2 separate regions of the Homo sapiens genome follow, and region 1 is linked to region 2. Evidence: chromatin loops called from intact Hi-C (ENCODE). Cell type or tissue: CD4-positive, alpha-beta T cell. All regions are shown on one strand. Links, peaks and the distances in the headings refer to the core of each region. The heading gives the core; the rest is flanking DNA.

Region 1 (5,375 bases), core at 287-5,286, 120 kb after region 2:
GTCCTCAGAGGGCAGAACTGGAAGGAAATTGACATAAAGGAACCTGGTTTATCTTTATGTATCTCAAACCTATGAATTTAGAAACAGCCACTTATGAGAAAATGTGCCTCTGACCTTGGCTGTCCATAGCTTGAAGGATTTTACAGACATCTATGTAATGAGACTTCAAAGATAATCTCAGAGGATAGAATGAACATAAACTCAGGGAAAGGTATGACCATTAACTGGGCTCAGGATCTGCGTGAGCCACTGCTCTGAAAACGAGGTTCCCTGGGACCAAAAAACCCTAAAACAAAACAAGAAGTGCAATGTTACAGTTGGAGAGGTGCTTAAAGACCTCCAGGCTCAACTCCTTTATTCGCAAATGGAGAAAGTGACCAATTTTGTAGAACAAGAAAAAGGGAGTCACAGCAGCAAAAGACAGCAGTGCCCACCCCAGCAGTCATGGTCACAGACACCTTTAGCCACCCCATCGTGAGTATTCCAGGCCCACGGTGAGTCTGTGGCCATCTCAGGCCTGTTAACACCACACACGCTCCACTAAATTGTATGTGTCGTATCATTCACCACTGCATCCTAAGCACTGAGCACGGTGTACTTGGCAGACAGCAGTCCCTAAGTATTGTGAATGAATTAATGAATGAGCCCTAAATTCCCTTGGTCTGAATTCTATGCCCAACAAGCAACCTTCTGCTCATAATTTACTTCTCCATTTTGATTTTTTTGCCTGTAGGGAGAGAACTGCTGATGCTATTACCTTTGAGCATTTCTTTGCGCTTATCTCTAGGTAGTAGGGTTACATGCTATTTATCTTATTCTACATATCATTCTATATTTTCCTAATATTTTACAGTTTATTATTTCTTCAATCCTCTCTCCACCCATCTCCAAAAAGCAGTACTTAAACCTCCTTGTGGATTTGTTTGGGGGAAGAAGTAGTTCTTTTAGGCCTCAGTTATTACCAAGTACAGGGTTTCACAATTTTGTAGAATTCATGCCTCCTGTAATCCTTTGTCATTGGAACTCTGGCTCTGGAGTCTGCCTGCCTACTGCCTTTACATCCTGGCACTGTGTAACCATAGCCAAGTTTCTTCTGGGCTTCATTTCCTAATTTTACAAAAGAGAATAATAATGGTACCTACGTTGCTACAATGTGTGTTAATGCACATAAACGGCCCAAACCAGTACCTGGTACAGAATAAGCACTCAGGAAAGGTCATTTAATCATCAGTTAATTATTATTCTCAATATTTTCTGCATATCAACATTAACCAAGACTTTATGGCGCTTTCTTTCTATACTTTGTTTTACGAGGAAAAAAAGGTATGATCAATATGTTTGGTCATACTCCCAAATCCCAACTTCCCCACAAGATGCCTGTCCCCTCCCTGTACTGGACACTGACAATCAGTCGGGGCTAAGGTAGAGTTAGGAACTCCTAAGTTCCAGGACTTCCAGAAATCAGAGGGCCTGAGGGCAGGATATTATAGGAAAGTCAAACAGACTAGAGATAGACTATGGAAGTCCCTTCTAATTTGGGGGATCCCTTTGTATCTCCTTAAGACAAAGCGCTTTTTAAGAGAAAACTGAAAGAGAACCAAGGAGCAGTCTCTAATTCTGCCAGAAATGAGCAGCAGGGCCATGGACCCTGGGGACGCAGGCCCCAGCTCTAGCCCTGAGCTCATAGAGGTTCAAGGGACTAGGGCTCTCCCATGTGCTATAATGCCAAATCAAATCATCAGCCTCTCCATACCTATTTCTTTCTTCTCTTCCAAGGAGTCCGACTTATCCCCCCTTATCCTTCAGAAAGGCAGGTGGTATAATGGAAAGAGTACGGAAGTAAGGTATCTTCTTTTTTCAGAGTTTCAAATTAAAAGGGAATATTAGTAAAATCACCACCATTCTTCGCACACTCACCACGCACCAGGTGCTTTCCATAAATCAGTATTCACAGATGAGGAAACTGTTAACTTGCCCAAGTTCTCTGTGCTGCCCACACACATTTTACAAGGTTGCTGTAAAGAAAAACTAAAATGAGGTTGTGTGTGCATACTGCAGATTCTTGGCTAATGGCAGGACCCTTTATTTCTATTTCTTACCTCTGTTCTGGAGTTTGCAGGTCCAATCCTCCATAATCATAGCCTTTGCTTCACTATTTGGGTGTAGCAACCTTTCCGTTCTCCACGTATCTTCCTGGAAATTGCCAGCATTCTACCAGAAACTGTGGTAAGAGGTTCTGGATTGAAGTTTTCCCCTTTTTCATTGTATTTCTTTTTTCATTCTCTGAGACTCTACTCAGAACGCAGAGTCTGACGCAGTATCTTTTGAGCTAAAGCTAAACTCAAGAACTTCGGCAGCCATTTAATCTTCAGGAAGCCCTGAACACAGGCAAGTCTCAGTACCTTTATACCACTAGGGCCCTGCAGAGTCAGACACTGGGAACATAGACAGTTACAGACAACAGTAAGGATACTGTGCCTGATGAATACAAAAGTGCAGGGTGGTGGAAAGTGCCCTGCTGGGAGTGCCTGGATTCTAATTTCCACTATGTGCTAGTTGGCTGGGTGACCTACAACAAGCTACTTTTCATTCTTGGGTGTTTCCTTCTTACGTGCAAATGGGCAGATGGATGCCTACTATTAATAAAAGCAACAACTGATTGATCCCTTACTTGGTGTCTGGCCCTGTGTCAACTGTTGCATGTCAAAATTCCATTTAATCCTCACAACCACCACTTAATAGTAGGTACAACAAACCTCAAATTACAGGTAAAGAACACGAGACACAGAGAGTAACCTGCCTACGCTCACATCAGAGCAATACCACTCTCTGAAAATGTGGATAAACAGATCTCTGATATCCATCCCCTCCTACGTTCACACTTCAGTCTATGAAACGGTTCCACCACACTGCAGGCTGCAGAGACATAAGGGACGCGTTGGTGCCTAACCTGGCCCTGGTACAGGAGCCTTGGGCGCTACCTGCCTCACTTTGCAACCAAATGCTCCAGGGTATGCGGGCCCTCAGCCGGTTTCCAAGCAAACGACCCAGAGGTGTCTCGGATAAGAAACACACATACACCCCACTCCCACACACACAAAACCCAAAGACACGCTCCAGGGGCAGAGGGGGCGCGTCAAGGTGGCCGAACCCTAGCTCCAGCAGAAGGAATTACAGTCAGATCAGCGGGCCCGGGGAGAGACCCAAAAGGGAGCAGCCGGGACCCCAAGTCTGACAATCCACTGCTGAACACACACACCCTGTCCAGCGTCTGCTCCTCCCCGGTCCAGACACAGAGAGGGTGTCTGCTCTGGGGGACAGGGAGGACACAGACTCGCCACGCGCGGAGATCCTCCAGAGAAAGGGGCCGGAAACGGAAGTGCGCGCCGAGGCTCCTGGGAAATGTAGTCCGGAGCGGCCCGGGCGACAGAGCGAGATTCTCTCTCAAAACAAAAACAAAACAGAAAAACTAAACAATGTTAAAAGTGAAGTTATAGAGCGGAAATTTTTTTTTCTTTGAGACCGAGTCTCGCTCTGTCGTCAGACTGGAGTGCAGTGGCGCGATCTCGGCTCACTGCAACCTCCGCCTCCCGGGTTCAAGCGATTCTCCTCCTCAGACTCCCGAGTAGCTGGGATTACAGGCGCCCGCCACCATGCCCAACTAATTTTTTTAATAATTTTAGTAGAGACCAGGGTTTCACCATATTGGCTAGGCTGACCTCGAACTCCTGACCTCAGGTGATCCACTCACCTTGGCCTCCCAAAGTGCTGGGATTACAGGCGTCAGCCACCACGCCTGGCCCAAAAATTGTTTCTTATGCTTGATCTAGTCTGTTGTTAGAGTCTTGATTGTATTTTTCATTTAATTCATTGGATTCTTCAGTTCTAAGTTTTCTGTGTGGTTCTTTTTTATATCTCTGTTAAATTCCTCATTCAAATTATGAATTTTCTTGATTTCATTGAATTGTGTAACTGTATGCTCTTGAATTCCACTGTTTCCTTAAGATTATTATTTTAAATTCTTTTTCTGGAACTTTGTATATTTTCTTTTTTTTTTTGAGACAGAGTCTCGTTCTGTCGCCCAGGCTGGAGTGCAGTGGCGCAATCATCTCTAGGCTTACTGCAAGCTCTGCCTCCCGGGTTCACGCCATTCTCCTGCCTCAGCCTCCTGAGTAGCTGGGACTACAGGCGCCCACCACCACACCCAGCTAATTTTTTTTTTTTTTTTTTGTATTTTTAGTAGAGACAGCATTTCACCGTGTTAGCCAGGATGGTCTTGATCTCCTGACCTCATGATCTGCCCGCCTCAGCCTCCCAAAGTGCCAGGATTACAGGCGTGAGCCACCGCGCCCAGCCAGAACTTTGTATTTTTTCTTATGATTGGCATCTGTTACTGGAAATTATTGTGTTCTTCTGGAGGTGTTGTGCTCCTTGCTTTTTCATGTTTCATGTGTTTCTACATCTTTCTTTCTTTCTTTCTTTCTTTCTTTCTTTCTTTCTTTCTTTCTTTCTTTTTCTTTCTTTTCTTTCTTTTTTTTGACAGAGTCTTGCTCTGTCAGCTGGAGTGCAGTGGTGAGATCTTGGCTCATGGCAACCTCTGCCTCCCGCGTTCAAGGGATTCTCCTGCCACAGCCTCCGGAATAGCTGAGATTACAGGCATGTGCTGCCATGCCAGGCTAATTTTTGTATTTTTAGTAGAGACAGGGTTTCACCATTTTGGCCAGGCTGGTCTGGAACTCCTGAATGAACTCAAGCTATCTGCCCATCTCAGCCTCCCAAAGTGCTGGGATTACAGGCGTGAGCCACCGCACCCAGCTCTACACTGATTTATACACATATGATGAAACAATCACTTCTTCCAATTTCATGGAGTAGGTTCTGTAGGGAAAGATTTATTCATATGGGTCTTGGGGTGTTGCTTCAATGGAGTGTGTTGGCTTTTGTTCTAGGTGGATACAGTAGTGTATTATCTATGTAAGTTTCTTCAGCAGTAATACATGCTAGTGATGGGCCGGGCGTGGTGGCTCACTCCTGTAATCCCAATCCTTTGGGAGGCTGAGGCAGGTGGATCATGAAGTCAGAAGTTCTAGATAAGCCTGGCCAAGATGGTGAAACCCCATCTCTATTAAAAATACAAAAATTAGCCAGGAGCGGTGGCAGGCACCTGTAATCCCAGCTACTTGGGAGGCTGAAGCAGGAGAATCGCTGGAACCCAGGAGGCAGAGGTTGCAGTGAGCCGAGATCATGCCACTGCACTCTAGCCTAGGTGACAGAGAAAGACTCGGTCTCAAAAAAAAAATGCTAGTGACATTTGTGAATGTCTCAGTGGCCTAGGCTAAGAGGTGGTGATGGCGGTCGTGTGGCTTTTGCACAGG
Region 2 (5,375 bases), core at 124-5,123:
GGGAAGAGAGACTGACTAGAATGAATACAAGAGAGACTGGAAGAATTAAAAGACAAGTATATATGATACAAGTCTTTAAAGGAAAAAGAATGGAGTGACCAGTGAAAGAGCATGTGGTGTCAAGTTTGTTTTTTTTGTTTGTTTGTTTGTTTTGAGACGGAGTCGCCCAGGCTGGAGTGCAGTGGCACGATCTCGGCTCACTGCAAGCTCCGCCTCCCAGGTTTACGCCATTCTCCTGCCTCAGCTTCCCGAGTAGCTGGGACTACAGCTGCCCACCACCACCCCTGGCTAATTTGTTGTTTTTCAGTACAGACGGGGTTTCACCGTGTTAGCCAGGATGGTCTCGATCTCCTGACCTCGTGATCCACCCGCCTCGGCCTCCCAAAGTGCTGGGATTACAGGTGTGAGCCACCGCACCCGGCCAAGTTTTCATTTTTTAAGGTAAGAGAAATTAAAACACGTTTATATGTTGATGTGAGCAAACGTTTAAAAGGATTAAAAAACTGATGATGCAAGAAAGAGAATTACTAGAACAATGCCTTCCAGTAGGCAAGAGGAGATGGAAACCAGGACACAGTAGACAGGAAGACCTAAGAATGGAGCACTGACAGTCCAATTATCATAAAAGAATATGAGACCCTGAGTAAACATGCAAATAAATAGGCAGCTAGTGTGAAAATTGTCTTCCGACGGCTTCCATTTTCAGTGAAACAAGAAGCAACGTTACCAGCTGAGAGAGGATAAGAGAAGAAACGTTGAAGATTTGAGTTTTAATAGTTGCCTAAGGCGAGAGGGTGAAGGGGCTATGGAAATGTAGAATGACCGCCTGGCAGCACTAAGGGCTCGACTGAGGTTCACATCACAAACTTATCAAGTGGGAACAGTCGGCCGGGCCTGGCGGCTCACGCCTGTAATCCTAGCACTTTGGAAGGCCGAGGCGGGTGGATAACCTGAGGTCAGGAGCTCAAGACCAGCCTGGTTAATATGGTGAAACCCCATCTCTACTAAAAATACAAAAATTAGCCGGGCATGGTGGCGGGCGCCTGTAATCCCAGCTACTCTGGAGGGTGAGGCAGAAGAATCGCTTGAAGCCGGGAGACGGAGGTTGCAGTGAGCCGAGATCACACCATTGTACTCCAGCCTGGGCAACAAGAGTGAAACTCCGTCTCATAAATGAATGAATGAATGAATGAATGAATGAATAAATAAATAAATAAATAAATAAATAAATAAATAGTGGGAACAGTCAACATGGTTGTGTTTCTCCAGCCTCATCCGGCCTGGGCGCAGGTTCAAATGTCAGAAGCATGTGAACCTGAACAACTCCATCTTCAATAGGAGCTGGGTAAAATGAGGCTGAAACCTACTGGGCTGCATTCCCAGACAGGGCATTCTAAATCACAGGATGAGATGTGAGGTCGGCACAAAATACAGGTCATAAAGACCTTGCTGAAAAAACAGGTTGCAATAAAGGAGCCAACCAAAACCCACCAAGACCAAGATGGCCACGAGAGTGACCACTGGTCGTCCTCACTACTAGACTCCCAACAGCGCCATGCCAGTTTACAAATGCCATGGCAACATCAGGAAGTTACTCTCTATGATCTAAAAGGGGAGGAATGAATAATCCACCCCTTATTAACCATATCACTAAGAAATACCCATAAAAATGGGCCACCAGCAGCCCTCCAGGCTGCTCTATGGAGTAGCCATTCCTTTACTTTCTTAATAAACTTGCTTTCACTTTGCACTGTGGACTCACCCTGAATTCCTTCTTGCCTGATCCAAGACTTTTTTTGTTTTGTTTGAGACGGAGTCTCCCTCTGTAGCCAGGCTGGATGGAGTGCAGTGGCCCGCGGCTCACTGCAACCTCGGCCTCCCCAGTTCAAGCGATTCTCCTGCCTCAGCCTCCCGAGTAGCTGGGACTACAGGCGTGCATCATCACGCCCAACTAATTTTTGTATTTTTAGTAGAGACAGGGTTTCACCAAGTTGGCCAGGATGGTCTCGATCTCTTGACCTCATGATCCACCCACCTCGTCCTCCCAAAGTGCTGGGATTACAGGCCTGAGTCACCACGCCCGGCCAAGGACCCTCTTTTCGGGTCTGGATCGGGACACCTTTCCTGTAATACAGCTGAATTTAACCATTATTAGATTTTCTCCACTCAAGGCATCTCCTCATAAGCAGTCTTTCCTGACCATAAATCTTAGTTGTCCTATCCTCGGACACTTGTTATTTCATCACCCTGCCTTTGCAATTATCTGAAAATATCTTTGGTTATACAATTTATCGTGTCTCCCCACCCAACCCCCATCTCCTAGAACCCACTTCCCTAACCCGAAAATACGGGGCAAGAAACCTGTCTGTACTGGTCACAACCCTATCCCTGGGCCTACAACCGTGTCTGAGTCATAGTAATCCCTCAACAAATTTTGTGTGAACCGAAAGAAAAAAACACTTAAGACAATCTAAGTGACCATAAACAGTAGTTTTTTCTAAAAATATTATTAATCTTACGAGTCTCTGGTTGCCAACATGTGGACTACAATTAACTCTAAGAGCACAAAGGAGAGAATCACCAACAACATTAGTTTGGAAACAGCAATTTGAAAGCGAGGCTCTGGCGGTGTCGCCGATTCCTACAAGATAGCATCGCACCCCTGGGTGTCAGGAAGCTAAGAGGCCCGCAGGCCGCTCCTCCTCAACTCCACCCCGGCAATAAGGGTTGAGGAAAGAGAGACCCCCACTCGCGCTGGTTAACAATGGGCGTCCCCACAGCCGCAAGAAGTACTTGCTCTGCGCCGCACGGGTCACGCCTCCCCCAGCGGCCTCAGAACCCCCAGCAGCCCTCCTCAGACAACTACCCACAGCCCTCCACTCCCGGCCGCCCCGCTCCTCCTCGAGTTCGAGTAGCGGGCGCGGGGGACGCGGGCTCCAGTCCCACGGAACCTGCAGAGCCAGTCCCAGGAGCCGCCACCCTCCCAGCGCGCCCTCAGCCCCTCACCTGCTGCAACATGGCGGCCCTACGCCAGCCCTGCTTCCAGGAGCCACGTCAGCGCAGCAGCGTACGGGTCCGGGTCGGAACTGACGCGACCCGTCACCAAGGGCCAGCAGGGACCACTGTAAGAGCCTCAGTCCGGCCTCACCTCCGCTTTGAGGGAGCAAATCCAGGGGCGGGGCGAGCGGGGGCGGGGCGAGCGGGGGCGGGGCGAGCGGGGGCGGGGCGAGCGGGGGCGGGGCGAGCGGGGGCGGGGCGAGCGGGGGCGGGGCGAGCGGGGGCGGGGCGAGCAGCCCGGACACGGCGGAGGCGGAGCCTGGAGCAGGAGCGAAAGGGAAAGGCATTGGGGCCACAGTGGGCTCCAAGTGGAAAGCTTCATGGTCTGTTTTACGGAAGTATTTGCTGTCCACCCAATGCAAATTCTAAAGTCGTTCCCCCAGCGTCGCTGCCCCGAATGCAGGGGGGCGGGGTTTTATTGTATAATATAATTTTCTTTAAATATTTTACAAAGACTTACTCCTGTACAGTATTACTTTTGTACTTTAAATTGTAGAAGCAACTTTTTAAAATATGTTCTTGCAGAGAAGTAAAACGTTAAGAAAAACAAGGCAGGAGGACTCTAGAGTAACTAATGGACGGTATTATTATGGGAGGTATAAACTTAGACTCCAGGAGTTGAGACCTTGCGCCCTGGAGCTTAGGCGCCTGGGAACTCTATTGCCAATCATATCACCAACCTTTATGTACTTCTTTCGTCAGTTGTAAAGTGGGGGTGATAATGGTTTCCTTACAGTGTAAGTATCTAGTAAATGGGAGACGTTATACTTATTACAGTTTTAAGTCCAGCCGCTCATGCTGTGATCTTGCCTGAACAAAGGATGTGAAATTAAGGGGCGTTAAGTCATCTTTGAAGCGGTGATGATGACAATATCCTATCTGTCTGGCCGAGTCAGACTGCTGTTGGCATAGTGGTATTTGCACGTTTCCTTAATTGAAGGGATTCTATTAAAATCACAAATTTTATGTGGCTGTTTGCCAGTGCCATTTAAAACCTAATATTCTAATAATGAAAGGGGAAAAACACACACACGCGTTTCTCAAAGGCGAGACATTTCGGCAGCACAATTGCATTCGTGCCCTTGGAGATGAAAAGCTAACAAATTTGGGGCCTGTACGTCCAGCCTGCCCATGGCAGGTTTTCAGTGGTCCACTCAGTGCTGTGGAGTTTTGTGTTGTTTTTCGTAGTTTTTGGTTTTTTAAGGCATTGTGTTTGAATTCATTATCGTCTTTTAATTTTTAATAGCTAATTTTTAAAGCTAATTTTGTATTTTTAGTAGAAACGAGGTTTCACCACGATGGTCAGGCTGGTATCAAACTCCTGATGTCAGGTGAGCCACCTGCCTCAGTCTCCCAAAGTGCTGGGACTACAGGCGTGAGCCACCGCACCTGGTCAAGGCTTGAACTTTCTAATGGGCCATAGCTCTTGTAGTGGGCTGCACTCTTCTAAATTACCTGGTCCCTGCACCATAGTCCAAAGGTTTAAGCAGAAACCTCAATGCACTTGATGTTACTGGCCCTCTTTGTACAGAGGATAAATATGCTAATTCTCTTCCTTAGGAGTTAGCCCTGAGAAGGAAAAGCTCAATGTTGTCAGATGCAGCAGGTCAACCCCACTGAGGGCTTCCCCTTTTAAATTCTTCATGGGTTTCATCAGGCTTCTGTGCAAAAATACCAGAAAACTCCAATGCATGACCCTGATATAATCCCATAACTTCATTTGCCAGAAGAACTAATAGCACTAAATTGGTAGTGATGAATGGTATCTAATTTCCAGTGATCATCTCCCCATCCCCCATCAACGAAACTGGGCTTTCCTAATGCTCACTAAATTGTTTTCAGTGGGACTACAGATGCTAATCTCGCCCAACCTCCTTCTGTTTTCTTATTTTGATGATATCAAATATTTGGCTCAGGGGAAGATAATTGGGAGTTCCCACATTAATTACCAGGAAGAAACAGTCAAAAAAAAAAAAAAAGGCCAAATAGCAACATCCGCTTGGCTTTCTGTTTATTGTAAAACACTGTAATTTCCCAAGGCTGGTTTAGATAAATACATTTTGTCCAAGTTCAGGGGCCGCTGTTTTCCCTTGCTTCGTGAAATTATCAATAGGCAGGCCTTTGATCTTCCTGATCCATGCAGCTTTGCTGGCTTTTCCTGGATCAACCACTCCAGTGGACTCCCTGGCCTGATATTCCTTCATCTTGGCTTCCTGGTGCTCCTTCTCCTCCTTCACGGTCAACAGCACGAACTCAGCGTTCACTCTAAAAGGATCAAGGGCTGTATAGATGCGAGGCCGTTCTTTCTTAAGAGACAG

What was found. Hi-C counts contacts between places; a loop is a spot of excess contacts. Peaks named below come from ENCODE experiments on the same cell type or tissue, not always from the same donor. Only the 100,000 strongest peaks of a DNase experiment are listed, where the experiment ranks them.
Region 1: it touches region 2 in a loop (4-fold over the local background); 1 of 110 quality-filtered maps calls a loop at or near these places.

The regions. Positions count from the first base shown.
Region 1 is chr17:15,680,937-15,686,311 of GRCh38, forward strand. TRIM16 (tripartite motif containing 16) reads right to left here and starts at 3,375. Exons shown (of 12, transcript NM_001348119.1): 1 at 3,260-3,375; 2 at 2,100-2,221; 3 at 1,918-2,015; 4 at 1-17. In CD4-positive, alpha-beta T cell, for the core only: no CTCF peak of the experiment used is centred there; a DNase peak (open chromatin) is centred at 3,365; H3K4me3 peaks cover 1,998 bases; H3K27ac peaks cover 267 bases.
Region 2 is chr17:15,560,431-15,565,805 of GRCh38, forward strand. TVP23C-CDRT4 (TVP23C-CDRT4 readthrough) reads right to left here and starts at 3,053. Exons shown (of 6, transcript NR_037924.2): 1 at 3,007-3,053. TVP23C (trans-golgi network vesicle protein 23 homolog C) reads right to left here and starts at 3,053. Exons shown (of 6, transcript NM_001135036.2): 1 at 3,007-3,053. The coding sequence starts at 3,018. It also overlaps a transcript of FBXW10B not described here. In CD4-positive, alpha-beta T cell, for the core only: no CTCF peak of the experiment used is centred there; DNase peaks (open chromatin) are centred at 3,061 and 3,351; H3K4me3 peaks cover 1,659 bases; H3K27ac peaks cover 269 bases.